Regions from separate parts of the Homo sapiens genome. Here regions 2 and 3 are each linked to region 1. Evidence: chromatin loops called from intact Hi-C (ENCODE). Cell type or tissue: PC-3. All regions are shown on one strand.

What was found. Hi-C counts contacts between places; a loop is a spot of excess contacts. Peaks named below come from ENCODE experiments on the same cell type or tissue, not always from the same donor. Only the 100,000 strongest peaks of a DNase experiment are listed, where the experiment ranks them.
Region 2: it touches region 1 in a loop (5-fold over the local background); 29 of 110 quality-filtered maps call a loop at or near these places.
Region 3: a loop joins it to region 1, with 5 times the contacts of the local background. A loop is called at or near these places in 5 of 110 quality-filtered maps.

What each region holds. Positions count from the first base shown.
Region 1 is chr1:107,527,724-107,532,723 of GRCh38, forward strand. No RefSeq gene overlaps it. Among named protein-coding and RNA genes, the nearest start is that of MIR7852, 370 kb to the right of the region's middle. In PC-3, a CTCF peak has its summit at 2,020 (motif pointing left); DNase peaks (open chromatin) are centred at 2,028 and 3,028; H3K27ac peaks cover 1,237 bases.
Region 2 is chr1:107,274,292-107,279,291 of GRCh38, forward strand. The region is part of intron 2 of NTNG1 (netrin G1); the gene reads left to right. Among named protein-coding and RNA genes, the nearest start is that of NTNG1, 140 kb to the left of the region's middle. In PC-3, a CTCF peak has its summit at 2,864 (motif pointing right); no DNase peak of the experiment used is centred here.
Region 3 is chr1:107,591,333-107,596,332 of GRCh38, forward strand. VAV3 (vav guanine nucleotide exchange factor 3) reads right to left here. Exons shown (of 27, transcript NM_006113.5): 25 at 4,880-5,000. Among named protein-coding and RNA genes, the nearest start is that of MIR7852, 300 kb to the right of the region's middle. In PC-3, no CTCF peak of the experiment used is centred here; DNase peaks (open chromatin) are centred at 2,319, 2,799 and 3,409; H3K4me3 peaks cover 1,623 bases; H3K27ac peaks cover 2,486 bases.

The DNA of each region.
Region 1 (5,000 bases):
CTGTCAGTGTGGTTCATTAACAGTTTTTAATTGAGGTGACCTGTAGAAACTTACCAGCCAGTTTAAGTTCTAGTTCTGGCTTAAATGTCTCTTAAATCTACTTTCCCCATTACCCTTGGCTCTCCTTTCCTGAGAGAAGCCTTCACCTTCTTTCACCTGGACCTAAAACGACAACAGCCTTCAGTCTAATCATTCCAAACGCTTCCTCAACCCTCAGGTGCTAGAGTGACTTACCCTCAAACACAAAGCTCAGCATGCTGGCTTCATTAAAATTTTTTTTAGCAATGTAGCATTCAAACTCCTCCACATCCTGGCCCCACCTTACCAGTCACATGAGCCATGATCCAGCTACACTCCACTGCGTGCAAGTTCCACAACAGACTATTCCCTTCCACGTGCCTCTGCTGTGGCGAGATGCTAGTTGCCCCCGTAACTTGTTTTTCCTGTTTTTTTCATGGGTACAGAACCACCTTATTACAAGCATATTTCCCTGCCCCCCTTGAGGCTAGATGTGGTCATGTCAAAGTCAATGAAATATAAAGAAGTGTGCAATTTCTGCCTTCCTTACTATAATAAAGTAACTTACCCTGGACCACTTCTCCCTATTCTTCACACGGCTGGAAATGGCAAGCCAGCTGATGCTCCAGCAGTGTGAAAAATGCCTAGAGGATGGTGGAGCAACAAGTTGGAAGGACCATGGTCCCTGAATGACCTCATGGAGTAGGGCAGCCCCACCAGACTGCCTACCTTTAGACTATTATATGAGAGGAAAATGGACATCTATCTTTTCAAGTTACTGTACTGCAGATCTCTTTCTCACAGCAGCTTAGCTTTTACTGGAACAGACTTGCCTTCACATATTCTAATTCTTCAGGCTGCCCCATCCCTGTTCACTTGATGAGTTCCAATTTACATTGTTGTGAAGTACCACAATGCCCTCAGGACCAAGCGGAATGAATCCCCCTTTGCCTGTGCGCTCCATAGGACATTTACTTGATTGCATTGCCAGTGCCATACTGCTGTAATACGATTTTTGGCTTGCCGGATCCATGAGCAAGGTAAGCACCATTTTAAAATTTGTCTCTGAATCTCCAGGCCAAAGTCTAGCACATAGTAGGAGATCAGCATGTTTTCAAAGGTAAATAAATAAAAGCTTATCCCCTCACCTAGCTTAGCAGTAAGAAGCATCTGAAGAGTTAAGAAGTAGAACACAGAAAATTAGAAGAAAGAGATAAATGAAAGGGAAGAAACAGTGAGGCATAAGCCATGCCCTCTAGGTCTGCTGCAGCCTCAGCAGCACCCAGCTCTCTGTAGGAACTCAATAACCACAGATCGATTGAGCTCAACCTTTGCTTGTCATTACTGCTTCCTTCTGCCAGACCCCAAGGAAGCTTCTATAGAAAGTCGGTCCAGAGACTAAAAGAATAGTGAGGGGTGGTGTGTCAGATCAGCTGTTAATTAACAAATCATTCAAATCATGGAGTAAACAAATCTACATTAGAAGTATGCACAAGTTTCAGTGTATGGCTTTATTTTATATATTTTGGTTTATAAAATGTCTCATGATTATAGAATAGCTGTTAACTTAAAACCCACTTCTTTATTTCATCAGATTTTCAAACTGAAACTTTTAAAAGTGATTGATTCTCTGACTGATCCCATTTCTTTCCTATAGCCATGTCTATTCATGGTACTTTGGAAACACAGCACATGTTGCTTATGGAAACACACACTAAGATGAGAGCTAGGAAACTCAGTGGCCTTTAATTATTCAGGATTTAATCGTGCAAGCATGTACAATCAATATTTGTTGATCTTAATCTGATTACCTCCTAGTCGTGTTCAGCGTCTCCATCAACAGGATAACAATATGACACATTTCATAGACTTTCCCTAGGTTCTTCCAACAAGCTTATTGGAAGGATTTTAATCAGCTAATGAACTCGTCAATGGTATTTTCAGGAGCCAAGGCACCTTCCTGCACCTATATCCCATGACCATATTTGCCTGACATCTTGTGGCCACAAGGAGCATGACAGTCTATAAACCCAACATCTGTACACAGGGCAAGCAGCGTCTTTGAATGCTAATCCCTGCATCACAGTCAGAGCGAGTATAAAACTGCTTAAGAGATGTGTGACATGTAATTATTTCATCTAATTAAAATGGAAGCTAGGCTTTTCTTTTTATATTTATGAGGCAAGTTGGAACATGTGGGTCAATTCTTCTAAGGAAAGGAATGGGGTCTCTATCTGGGCTGAACATCTGGCTTGTTATCAACTACCTTGGCCACAGAACACTTTTCCTGTGAAAGGCCCACAAAAAACAGAATATGGCTCACTGGACTGAGAGAAGTAAGAGCATCTGTGGTCAGCTCCTCTGAGAGAGAGAGAGAGAGAGGATTTCGAGCTGGGATTGTTGGAACAAAGAACGCAGAATCCTCCGAGTAAAGAGACTGAAAAAAGGTTTCATCTTCAACACCACAATGGTATATTTTGCGTCTCATAAACTTGACTTTTTAGCACTAGAAACATTTTGTTTAAAGCCAAATTTAGGGTGGCATTATATAAATATAGAATAGAACAATAAAGGTGCTTTGATTGAAGCAGGGAGTCTGAGCGCCACTGGTTTAGCTTTTCTCTCCCACCCCCGCCACCACCCCAGACACATCCTCCAAACCCACACCTTTGAGGGCACAGTCTGACAACTGTTGAAAATATGGAAATTGTATTATATGTGAAATCAGAAGTCTTAGCTTTGTATCTCAACTCTACTCTTTAGTACCTGAGCATCATATAACAAGTCATTAACCTTTCTAAACCTCAGGGTTTTCATCTCTAAAGTAGGGAGAATAATATTTACTTCACAGGGTTATTGGGAACATTAAAAGAGGCAGTAAAATGAAGATGCTTTGTAATTGCTAGACAAATGATCACATTGCCATCATCAGACAGTCATAATGGGCAGTCACGCAACCAAGAGGAACGAGCTCCAGACAATGCCCTGCACTGTCTTCCTGCCAGGTTCTCATTCCTCCACGTTCCAGAGGCATTTACTGGAAGTCTTGATTCATGACTATGTCCCTGAGCAGCTTCGGATAGCAAAGACACAATGGAATACTCTGAACACAAGCATATAGGGCCTCTAAACACACATTGGTTCACCATTATTGCCTTGTTGACGAAGCATAGTTTTCCCGTTTCTCTTTTTCCCTGAATCTGTTACCCACCACCCCCCTTCGATTATTACCAAATCAGAAGATCTAGATTCGTGTATCTTTTTTTTATTATTTTTTTACCTGTTCTTTTTATTATTATTATACTTTAAGTTCTAGGGTACATGTGTACAACGTGCAGGTTTGATACATAGGTATACATGTGCCGTGTTGGTTTGCTGCACCCATCAACTCATCATTTACATTAGGTATTTCTCCTAATGCTATCCCTCCCCCAGAGAACATCGTGTACCTTAAAAGGTGTAGCTACTGAAGCCCAGAGAGGTTGTAACTTGTCTCTGAGCCTATAGCGAGTTTGTGACTAAGCTAGACTAGAATCCACTTCTCTTGTCACTCAAATGATCACCCAGCTGCCTGGGCTGCTTGTCTTATAAAGGATGCCAATCTATGTTAATGAAGGGTGGGAGGGGGCTAGTGTTGTACTGAAGAAATCCGATGGAGATAACCAGCAAGACGACTCCAGAATCACTCTTAGAAGCTGGATGACTGCAGGATAAAACAGCAGAGAAATTGAGCATTCACTTCCCTTGGGAATTGAATGAACGGGGAATAGAACATGTTCTGTCCACCAGGAAGAGGATCAGTTTATTTCTAGGTGTTTCTGAGAGATGAGTAATTGTGACTGGGCAGCAGTAGGATACCACCCCTTCAAGCCCATGACTCTGCGCATCCCCAGGCCCATGAGTGTGTGATACCAGATGAGAAGGAGAAGCAGGAGGCCTTGCCACCATGACAGCCAGCTGGGTGTTATCAGTGAGCTAGGACGCAAACTGTCAATCACAGAAGACATGGCTTATCCCACAGCACACCTTTCATACATGAGAATAAATTCTCAAGAAAAAGTGTATCATTTCCGATGGAGAACTTTTACACATAAACTGTCTGATGCGCTCTCCTGACCCAAAAAGAGGAAACGAATAGCACCCAATATCCTACCAAATCCTCCTTCAAGGCTGAAAATTATGTGGTTCTAATGTGCCATTAAAGGTAATTTAAAAGAAAATGGCTGTTTAATTTAGAGATCATTTCTGGCAAGGCTGAGACCTGTCTTCACCAGCATTTGAAGCTATTATATAAACCACCAAAATCAGAACTACAGGCAATCTTGTCTATTCATGGGCCAGGCATGTGTGCCTTTTTCTCTCATGCTCTTTAATATTTGCTATTTCTTTTATTTGAACCCAAAGGAGAAAAATCTCAGTTGCAGAAATAGAACATGAATTCAGTAGAGTGTTTTTTTTTCTTTTCTTTTTCTTTTTTTTTTTTTAAGAGAGAGACTTCAGAGGCAAGATGATAAATGGCTAATAAGAAACAGGGGTGCCTAGGGGCTTGCAAGGAGGGGGCTGACCATGCACGTGAGAATTCAGGATTCAGTGATAGGGAGCTGCTGTTTCAGCCCTCAAAGAAGAAGCTATCGATTCATTTTTAAGGCAAACAAGTTGGATCCTGGGGACTGCTGAAGGTGAAGCAGCAGCTTCTCTGAGCCTGCCACACTGGGTGACCTTTGCATGGGGCCACAGAAAGAACAATGGCAAGGCAACACTCCTAAATTAGTCATCGGTGCTGTTTGATTTGCTCCTGTGCCAGATGTTCCCTCATTGATCACTGCCTGGCCCATATGTCCTCTCTGAACAGGGGAGCGAGTGGAGCCAGCAGCCGCCACTTCAGAAGCAGCCACCAGAGCGGGCTAATGGAGTCCTTGGCAGGAGGTTGCCATCTGATTGGTTTGCCACTGTTTCTCTTAGAGATCAAGGGCATTATACAG
Region 2 (5,000 bases), 250 kb before region 1:
CATCAGATTTCAGGGAAATGAAATCGCTAGGAATTTGCTATTTGAAAAGATTTGGTGGAGTCAGTAGAACTTGAGTTTGAACTGCCTAAGAGCAGTAATAACAACTGGAAACACTTGTATTGTACTTGACATGTGCTAAGGACCTTTGGTTAATAATTAGGTCATTTATGCCTCACTACAATCCTATGAATTAGGTACTATTATCATCCCTTCCTTTTACCAATGACCAAACTGAAACACAAGCCTTAAATAACTTGCTCCAAGTCACCCAGCCAGTATAAGGGATTTGGGGAACAGCAGAGAGAGAACAGGTTGTCCAGATGAAGAGAATGTGTAACCATGTAGGCTTTGGAGAGACTCGAACATATTCTGCTACCTGTGGATTTTCTCTGGGCAATGAGCAGGAAAGCACTGGAGACAAGTTAGCTCCCACTACAGACAGATTGTAGAGGGTTTTAGATGTGTTGGCTGAAGAATTTATATTTGATTCTATGCGGGCATTGGAATACTGTTAAAATTATTTATCAGCATTTATTGTTTAGCTTTAGATTATCTATAATGGTTGCAGCACTGTGTCAGCTTAGACACTTTTGTCTGGGAAGCCTCCTGACCACCCTTTCACCACTTTCTCCAATTCTGGAATAGATGCTTTTCTGTGTTCCCTGAGGACCCAGAAATCTTTGTTCTTGTAGCTCTTACCATATCTTTGTGCTTCCCTTTTGCATTAGTCAGGCTTCTCCAGGGAAACAGAACTAACAGGGCATGTGTACGTGTGTGTATAATATAACATAAAGAGATTAATTGGCCGGGCATGGTGGCTCACACCAGTAATCCCAGCACTTTGGGAGGCTAAGGCAGGTGGATCACCTGAGGTCAGGAGTTCAACACCAGCCTGGCCAATATGGTGAAACCCTGTCTCTACTAAAAATACAAAAATTAGCCAGGCGTGGTGGCAGATGCCTATAACCTCAGCTACTCGGGAGGCTGAGGCAGGAGAATGGCGTGAATCCGGGAGGTGGAGGTTGTAGTGAGCCAAGATCGCACCACTGCACTCCAGCCTAGGTGACAGCGAGACTCCGTCTCAAAAAAAATAAATAAATAAAAATAAATAAATAAATATAGAGATTTATTATGAGGAATTGGCTCATACAATTACAGAGGCTGACAAGTCCCAAGATCTGCAGTTGGCAAGCTGTAGACCCAGGAGAGGCAATGTGTAGCTCCAGTCTGAGTCCAAAGAGCTGAGAACCAGGAGAGCTGATGGTGTAGTTCCAGTCCAAAGACCAGCAGGCTCAAGATCCAAGAAACAATGATGTTTCAATTAGAGTCCAAAGGCAGGGAAAAAAACCCATGTCCCAGCTTAAAGGCAGCCAGACAGGATGAGTTCTTTACTCAAGGAAGGGTCAGCCTTTATGTTCTATTCACTAACTGGATGGAGCCCACCCACATTAGGGAGAGAAATCTGCTTTACTCAGTTTACCAATTCAAATGGTAATCTTACAAAAATACCCTCACAGACACACTCAGATTAATGTTTGAGCAAATGTCTCTGCACTCTGCATCCCATTCAAGGTGACATATAAAATTAACCATCACACCTTCATCATTCCACCCAAAACCAATGGGCTCTAGTAAAAGAGAAGAAGGGCTTCTCTCTTATTTTCCTGAGAATGCCACAACACTTAGTACAGAGCTGGAATGCAGAAGGTGCTAAACTTAAATGTGTTAGCCTCCTGAATATGTTCTGGACAAAATATGCTATAAATCAATTTTATCTAGTTTTGTTTTATTCTTTGATATCTTGAGTATATATATTTGATGCTTCCTATGTACATCACAGGTAGGGATCAGACCTTTTTGCCTTACAGCTTCTGTTCTGAATCTGATTCCTTACTAAGGAGACTCTATTAAATACTTGTTGATTACAGTCTTTTTTGTGTGAGGAGGAAAATAGTACATGCAGACATTTATTTACTAGACTTCAGTATTAGCAGTCAATCATTATCTCTTCATAGCAACATTGTCTCACTTTTCAGGTCTACCATGCTCCCAAAAGTCACTGTCAGCTCTGACCATACCTGCTGTTCACCACTGCTCACATATCCCACATACTTGCCTCCCCTCCTGCCTTTGCTTATGCCATACCTTCTGATTGGAAGCTTTTCTTCCTGCATTCTTAACATGGAGAATGCCTACTCGAATTTCAAGGCTCACATCACTGAATCTTCACCTTCAGCCTTTCTCATGTGGAAGAATCCATTGTGTCTTCAAGCAAGTTCCCATAACACTGGGTATCTACTTCTGCTAGAGTTTATTCAAGGAGTATTGCCTTCCTTGCCAGTCAGTGAAATTATAGGGGTCAAAGACGAGGTCATATTCAATCTCTGTATCTTAAGCACCTAGTACTCTACCTGACACACAGTAAGTCGTCACTAATTGTTCGATGAATAAACTAATGTGTACAATAAGATTATTAACAATGATATTCATGCCTAGTATTCCCTGGCCTCCTTCCAGGCCATTTAAATTTTCTTCTTTTTTTTTTTTGTCTTATTGAAGAGATGGGATAAACAGTCATTCTTAAAATTTTATCTTTGATGGTGAATAGAGGTCCTCCAAGAAACAGCTACTGTAACAGGATTAGATATGAAAGAGATTTATTGGGGAGAACTGCTGTGAGGAAAAAAGAAGAGGAAGCTGGGGGAGGCTGGGAAATTTGTCAGATCACCATGCAGGTTTAATCCTTGTGAAGGAGAGAGGGAAGGAATGAAGGTTAGATATGAAAAAGTGTTACACTGTGGTGCAGTTTTAAGAATGTTTCAAACAGCCAATCGGGAATCTTCCAAAGATCGCCCACCAGAGGGAGCTTTGTATCTCTCAGGAAGTGGCTGCGTTAATATCCTTGCTGAACTCAGTTGTTCGCTGGGAGCAACCCTTAGCAGTATGGACTTCCTAGTCAAACTCAGAGATGGATTTCAGAGCCCAGAAGCCAGGGCCCTTGGTCAGTTACAATCCTTGCAGTTAGATTTCAGAGCCCACATTTTCATGGTGACCACAGTGGCTTGAAACCCTTGAGGCAGTAGGGAATGTCCTTTATTCCCTCTACAGTCTTGCATCTAAACATATTTTAAATACAAAAAGCTCTCTTTAAATAATGAAACTATAGAAAGTGCATGGAAACCTTAAAACCATTTGAAATTATTTAGAATCCTAGGTAAGCTTCAATTGTTAGCTAATTCTGACATGATAGAGAAAAATAAAATACTTAAGTGAACAAAATTAAAACACTACAGGAAACTGTGGGCACAAATATGTTTCAAAGAAAAATCAAAGGTATCTTTTTGGCTTGGAAGTTTCTAATGAGTAGATGTTCTACTAAGGTCATAGTTTTTTGGATCTTACAGTTTAAATTCGAATGGCTTCCTCAGAAGAATCACATTTGACAAATTGTTGATGCTGCATATCTTGTGAGAAAGAACATGTAAGTCTGTTGTATAGAATAGAGCATATCTAATTTATAGGAGTTTTAAATGACAAGCCTTTTCTAAATTCCAAAAGGCTTTAAAAATTTGCATTCCTATAAATAAACCAGTCTTTCTTAGAAGCAACCTTAACTCTAATAAATAAATAAAACCCAATCGTTATTTCATATAACATTTTTCATGCCAGAAAGAAATGATTCAAGATAATATATGGCATAACTTATAGAAGGCAGTGCTATTAAAAACACGTGATTGGTTTCCCTGCTCAATCCCACTCTAGTTCCCAGCCCCTGCATTTGTCCATGAGCTCACTACTTCTCTCTGGATATTTTCTCATGGGCTTCATCTTGTTGAAAAAGGCCTTTGCATTTCCTCCCCACCCATAGTAATCCATTACTTCCTTGAAGATACCTTGAATTGGGAAGGACTACTCTTTTCCAAGAAGTATTTCCTAAAGAACTATTCTCTCAATTATCTCTTAGAGACTACAAAAGTAATATGAAGTATTGTCATTAAGTATTTGCATTCCTTTAGCACCTATATAAGTATACTCTACACTCTACTAGGTACTCTCTTACATGTTGTCTTTTCCTTAAGATCTTGTCTCACGTATTAAATAGAAAAGACTTCAGGGAAATAGATGATTCTTTTATTCCTTTAGTATTCATAAGCATGTAGTAGATCCAAAACAGAGGCTTTTATTTTGTGTTTATTACTTTTTAAAAATCAGACTAAGTGCTTATGATAAGAAAACCCAGGAATTGAAGGTCTTTTATTCATTGAATTTCACTGCCTAGAGGCAGTCTCTTTTAGGCTTTTCTGTTTTTGTTCTTATGGTGAATTTATCTCCATAACCTCTCTTTCAATGAGGAAGTTTTAGACAATATGTACTGATTCCCCACTATGAAATATGAGGATCTAATAATGGGTGCAGCATTATTTTCACCAGTTTATCTCCTTTTTTCATTGTTTGATGATTGTTGTATTAATTTGTCTTCTGTTGATTATTTTCGTAACTTAAAAAAAAGATTTTCTTGATGTCTTGTTCCATCAACATCAGTGAGCACTTAAATTCTCAACATGAGAATTTTAATGACCCTAAACTTTCTTCTACTTTCCCTTCTCCCATTCCACTGATCATCTCAGTTATTCTTATTTTTATGTTGTTAGGATTCTTAATAGTTACATTTTGTGCTATAACCATAACCAGGGTTTCATGTTTGATCCATAGGTTGATTCTAAAAGTTAAAATTCAAGTAGACTGGGGTTACTATGACTACATTGATGTTGGTCATGGATGAAATGAGTAATAGGATTACATTTCCTTCTCTATAGAACTATGGTCTTGACCCTTCAGTCACTCAGAGAGTATTTCCAGCACCAAAATTAAGTAGATTATTTAAAATGACCTCAAATTGCTTAAAATAATGTCACATTATTTTTTGGCTCATATCTACCTCATATTAATCTCTATACTTTTTTGTACAGTTTTTTCTTTTCCTCCTTGTTTTGTTATTG
Region 3 (5,000 bases), 64 kb after region 1:
CTTATTCACTATTATAATTCAAGTATCTAGCACAAGGCCTAGCACATACTAAGTACTGAAAATATTTTCAGGATAAAGGGATGAATGAATGAATGAATGAATAAATGAATGAATGAATGAATGAAGCAAATCCAATGAGGTCACAGGTAAGGAACGGATGGCTTCAAATATGATCTGTTCAGTACATGCTAGTGTTCCACACGTCCTGAAATCAATGGACCAGACGCTTCTATGTCTGAAGCAGGCAAAAGAAGGACACTGTCACTACCTCCCAATTCTTCAGATATAGCCAGCAAATGGGATCATCTCCACAACTGAAAACTTCTATTCTGAAATATTTCAGACTTAAAGTAGCAAGGAGAGCAAAAGGAATTCCCACATATTTTTCATTCAGACTCCCCAAATGTTAACATTTTATGATGTTTGCTTTATCAATCTATGTATTTTTCCTGAGCCACTTGAGAATAAATTGCAGACATAATGCCCCTTATTGCTAAATACTCAGCACACGTTCCTGAAAAACAAAGGTATTCTCTTCTCTTATATAACCACAGTACAATTATCAAAAGCAGAAAATTGCATTGATGCGGTACTATTTTTTAATCAAGAGAATTTATTCAAAATTTGCCAATTGTATCACATCTTTTATAGCAACATATATACACACATATTTTATAACATATACAAAATATGTTACTATACACACACACATATATATACATACGTGTGTGTGTGTGTGTGTGTGTATGTATCTTCCCAACCCCTGTTCTAGGATTCAATCCAAGACCACATGTTATATGTAGTTGTCACATCTCTTGGTCTCCTTTAATCTGAAACAGTTCCTCAGACTTTTTCTTTAATGACACTGAAGGTTTTAGAGTATAGACCAATTATTTTGCAGAATGTCTTTTAGTTTGGGATTGTCTGATGTTTCCTCATGATTAGATTCCACTTATGCTTTTTGGGGACAATAATACCACCAAAGTGTTGGTTTGTCCTGCTTGGAGCATTATATTAGGAGGTACATGATATTTATTTGTCCCATTATTAGGGATGTTAACTTCAATCACTTGGTTATTACTATTACCCTTTTGTAATTAATAAGTTCTTACAGAAGATACTTGGATATTATATAAATATAGTGATAGCCATTTAAAAAAATTACCCAACTCTACTCTGTGGCCCAACTAATTCTCTACAAATAAAAACTTGGCAAAATATTTAAGGTCTGCTTATGGGTCACAAAATAGCTAAACATACAACTTTTCCTAATGCACCAATCTGTTAACATTACCTTACCTGCTTCTCTCATGCAAACAAAGGAAAAAACCTAAGATGCTATTTTTAAAAGAACATTATAAAATCTCTAATTTCATTCCTCATTCATCAGATGAGAAAGCTAAGGTCCAGACAGGCTAAGTGACTCGCCTAAGGTCAGACAGCTACTCTGGCAGACCTCAAAATAATTATGTGTTCATTGTAGAGCAAGAAATGCAAAAGTCAATTTAATGCCCTTCAAATATACAAGCCCTACAGGTAAACCTAAAGCAATCTAAGGCAGGTTTGAGATGACCATTTTGGAAAATAATGGGATTTTTACAAAGATCCATAGAACATCTTTCATGGAGTCACTGAAGTTTCTAGAGGAAGCCCAAGAGCTCCCTGCTATGCCTGAGTTCTCTCTTTGTTCTTTTTCTTTCTCTCTTTTCTTCTCCCTTAGAAATGCTCTTAAGTCATTCCAAAGACAAAGATAAAATCCCATCACTCTGGGAGAGAGGCTGAGAGACAGCCTACAATGGGCCCCTAACTTTAAAATGTTATGCTCCTTGCCCAATACTTTGGACACTTGCTTAATTCTAATCAATATCTTTTTAGATGTTACTTTGAATTTGCATAAGATAGTCCTGTCATAATCTTATCACATTGTACATACTTGAAAAAATAATTGGTAAACATTCTACGAACATTCTAACCTAGAGTAGCCCAAAAGTAAGTGGCCACTACAGTGCCCTGGGGCTTTCTTTTCCAAGGTGACTAGATTATTTAAAAATAATAACAATAATAAACAGCAGGTTTCAGGAGTTGAAGTTCTATTCTCAACCTCTACTCAGAACACAGAATGGTTCCAAGCTTTACCTTGCCTGCTCTGTATCCTCCAAGGACTTTTAGAAGTAATGGAGATGCCATTTCTGTCCAACCCAGTATCCCAAGGTAATAATGCTTGGCAAATGTTATTTTTAGATGATAGCAGCATACCTAAAGCTATGAACCAAAGGTAAGCAATATGAAGACATCTTGCACAATCTTTCTATACAAACATGCAGCATTTCCTCCTTACCACTTCCTGGGATGTATAAAATGCATAAAAATAGAAGCAGTCTTTCTTTAAGGGTGAGCTTTTATCAAGACTTGGTATAAAAATAAGCAAGTTATATTTAAAAAATCATAAAGGCAAAGATGTACATTGCTATGAGTCATAATTAGTAAATGTATTCAAGCCTTAGAAATATAGGAAAGTACTGTGTTAGAATAAGAGTTAGAAGTAGCAGCAGTAGTAGAGGAAGTAGAAGTTGTAGAGTCAGCAGTAACTTTTACTGTTTACCATGTAAGAGCACTATGCTAAGTGCTTTATATAGAACACCTCATTTAGTCCTCAGAACCATCTTAGTCTTCCTCTAACTTTATACAAAGTTAGTATAAAGTAAATAAAACACTGGAATGGTATCACAAATTTGATCTAAGATTGTAATCCTTCTTTGCAGTAACGAATGACTAATCTTGGAGTGTTAACCACTGTGCAATCATTACCAACCTACACCCCTTCTCTCCTTTTGAGTTGCTTTACGAGGGAGATCTTACCTGACCACTCTATATAAAAATATGAAACTCCTCCAAACCAGACTTGCCTGAGTTTCCCCATTGAAATGTAAACTCCATAAAGGCAGGAACTTTGTCTTCTTAATTGCTATATCCCAGAACCAGAACAGTGCCTTGTATGTGTTAGGTGTTTAATATATATCTGTTTAACGAATGAATGAATAATTGATGAACAAAACCAAACGATAACAAATATAAAATTTTCAATGAATTGTTTGCTTTCCCTTCACAATTACAAAAAAAAAGTTTTAGTGGCTTGATTCAAGTTGTCAGAATCTCTTAAAAAGACTGGATAGGGAAGTTTGAACTCATGAGTTTATTTGCTGAAAAATTTATCTGGGGCTAGCATGGATATTCAAAGACATTCTACTGGCTATGCTTTTTTTTAAGAAAAAGTCCTGTAATTCCCTTCTTAGTTGTCAAACAAGTTGAGCATTAAATACTTCATTAAACATGAGACATAATTTTAAGTTAGACAACTTCATTCATTGCCGGGCTACATTCTCTGAGTACCTCCATGTACTAAACACTAAGGAATTGGCTGGGAGTGAACCACAGAGTGAAATATGAGGGTTAGTGACCTTCCTACCTAATATGGGACATCTGTTCTCCCTGTCTGCCCCACTTCTCCCTCCTAGGCTCTCTAGAGCTAAGTGAACAACTCAAACAGGATTTTTCATCTAACTGACCTCCCTGGCAACTTTTATTATCTCTTGCTGCTGGGAAGGCAAAGAAACAGAGCTTCGAAAATTACATGTTTCATGCTGGGGGAAATGTCATAGCTTCAACAGAGTTTTAAGATATTGGTAGGAAAATTGTTTTTTTGGAGAAAACTTCCATTTTTGAATGAGCAAAAATTATGCCTATTTGAGAATCTAAAATAATCAGGTAATCTTGGGCTAAAAAATAACACCATAAAATCTAATAGGTGTTTAAAGTTTTAACATAAAGTTCGCTCTACTTTCATTGCACGAGCTTAGGCATACATCATTGATCACTGTGAGGAAAACATATATTAAGTTACTTAAATAAAAAATATGTCAGTTGATGTGACAGATTGTTTGTTTACTTGAATTGAAATGTATAAAACTTCACTGATGTTGTTGAAACCCAGAGCATTACCTGTTCCCCTTTCAGTTTCTGCTTTCAAGGAAAAATATAAAGTTATATTAAACCGACGCAAATTCTGTTTTCAAATACCTCTAGATATCCCAGTGTTGCTTAGGCTAAAGATTCTAAGAGTAATGAAATTGTATTCACTTCTTCCCCAAAACACTTATTTAAAAAAAATAAAGTGATATCAGATTAAGAAAATAAAATCACACCTTCTTGATGACATTTTTCAATTTTTTTGTTACATGCTCTATCTCCAGGAAGATTATGTAACATTAAACGATGAGAGAAAAGGTTTTCGACTTAGACTCACAGTCCAACCATAACATGCTTTTGTTTGCATGCTAATCTTTTGTGATTAGTTGTAGCACACAGCTCATTCTGAAAGAAAGTGGCCAATGTATGGTTTTAGAAATACTAGCATCCAAAAAAACACATTAGTAATGTCAAAATTCTTAAAGTAGTCATTGAAATAGACCATAAGCAGATTTGAGATACTAGGCTAACTGGAGAGCTGTGTACCAGCCCTGCTTAAATACTATTACTCAAACAGAATTATGACCTCACACATTACATGTAAGTTAAAAAGAGTTTAGTTAATATAAAAGTCAATGAAAAGTATGAAATGTAAATATTAGCATATCTTTTACGTTTCTGCTGGATTTTTGGACATAAACATAATTTTTAATTTGCCATAAAGATCTATAATTAGACATGTTCACAAGCCTGTTGGTCCATCTGACTCTGCTTAACTCCAGAAAAGAAGTCCTTGCTCATGCATTAGCGCATCCATTGGTTATATTTTAAAATTTGGAAGGAAGATGTTTAATGTTATTGTGCCCCTAATTTTTAAGTGACAGCAAATTGTATTCTCAATTACAATACTTACAGCTGTTGCCTGCTCTATTACCCCTCTGTCCAGCTGAATGTTCTGGCTCCTTGTATGGAAACTGCAGAGTTGTATCTAAGGTTCTGAACCCTTCCTTGAGAGAATGATGCTTGTAGTACTC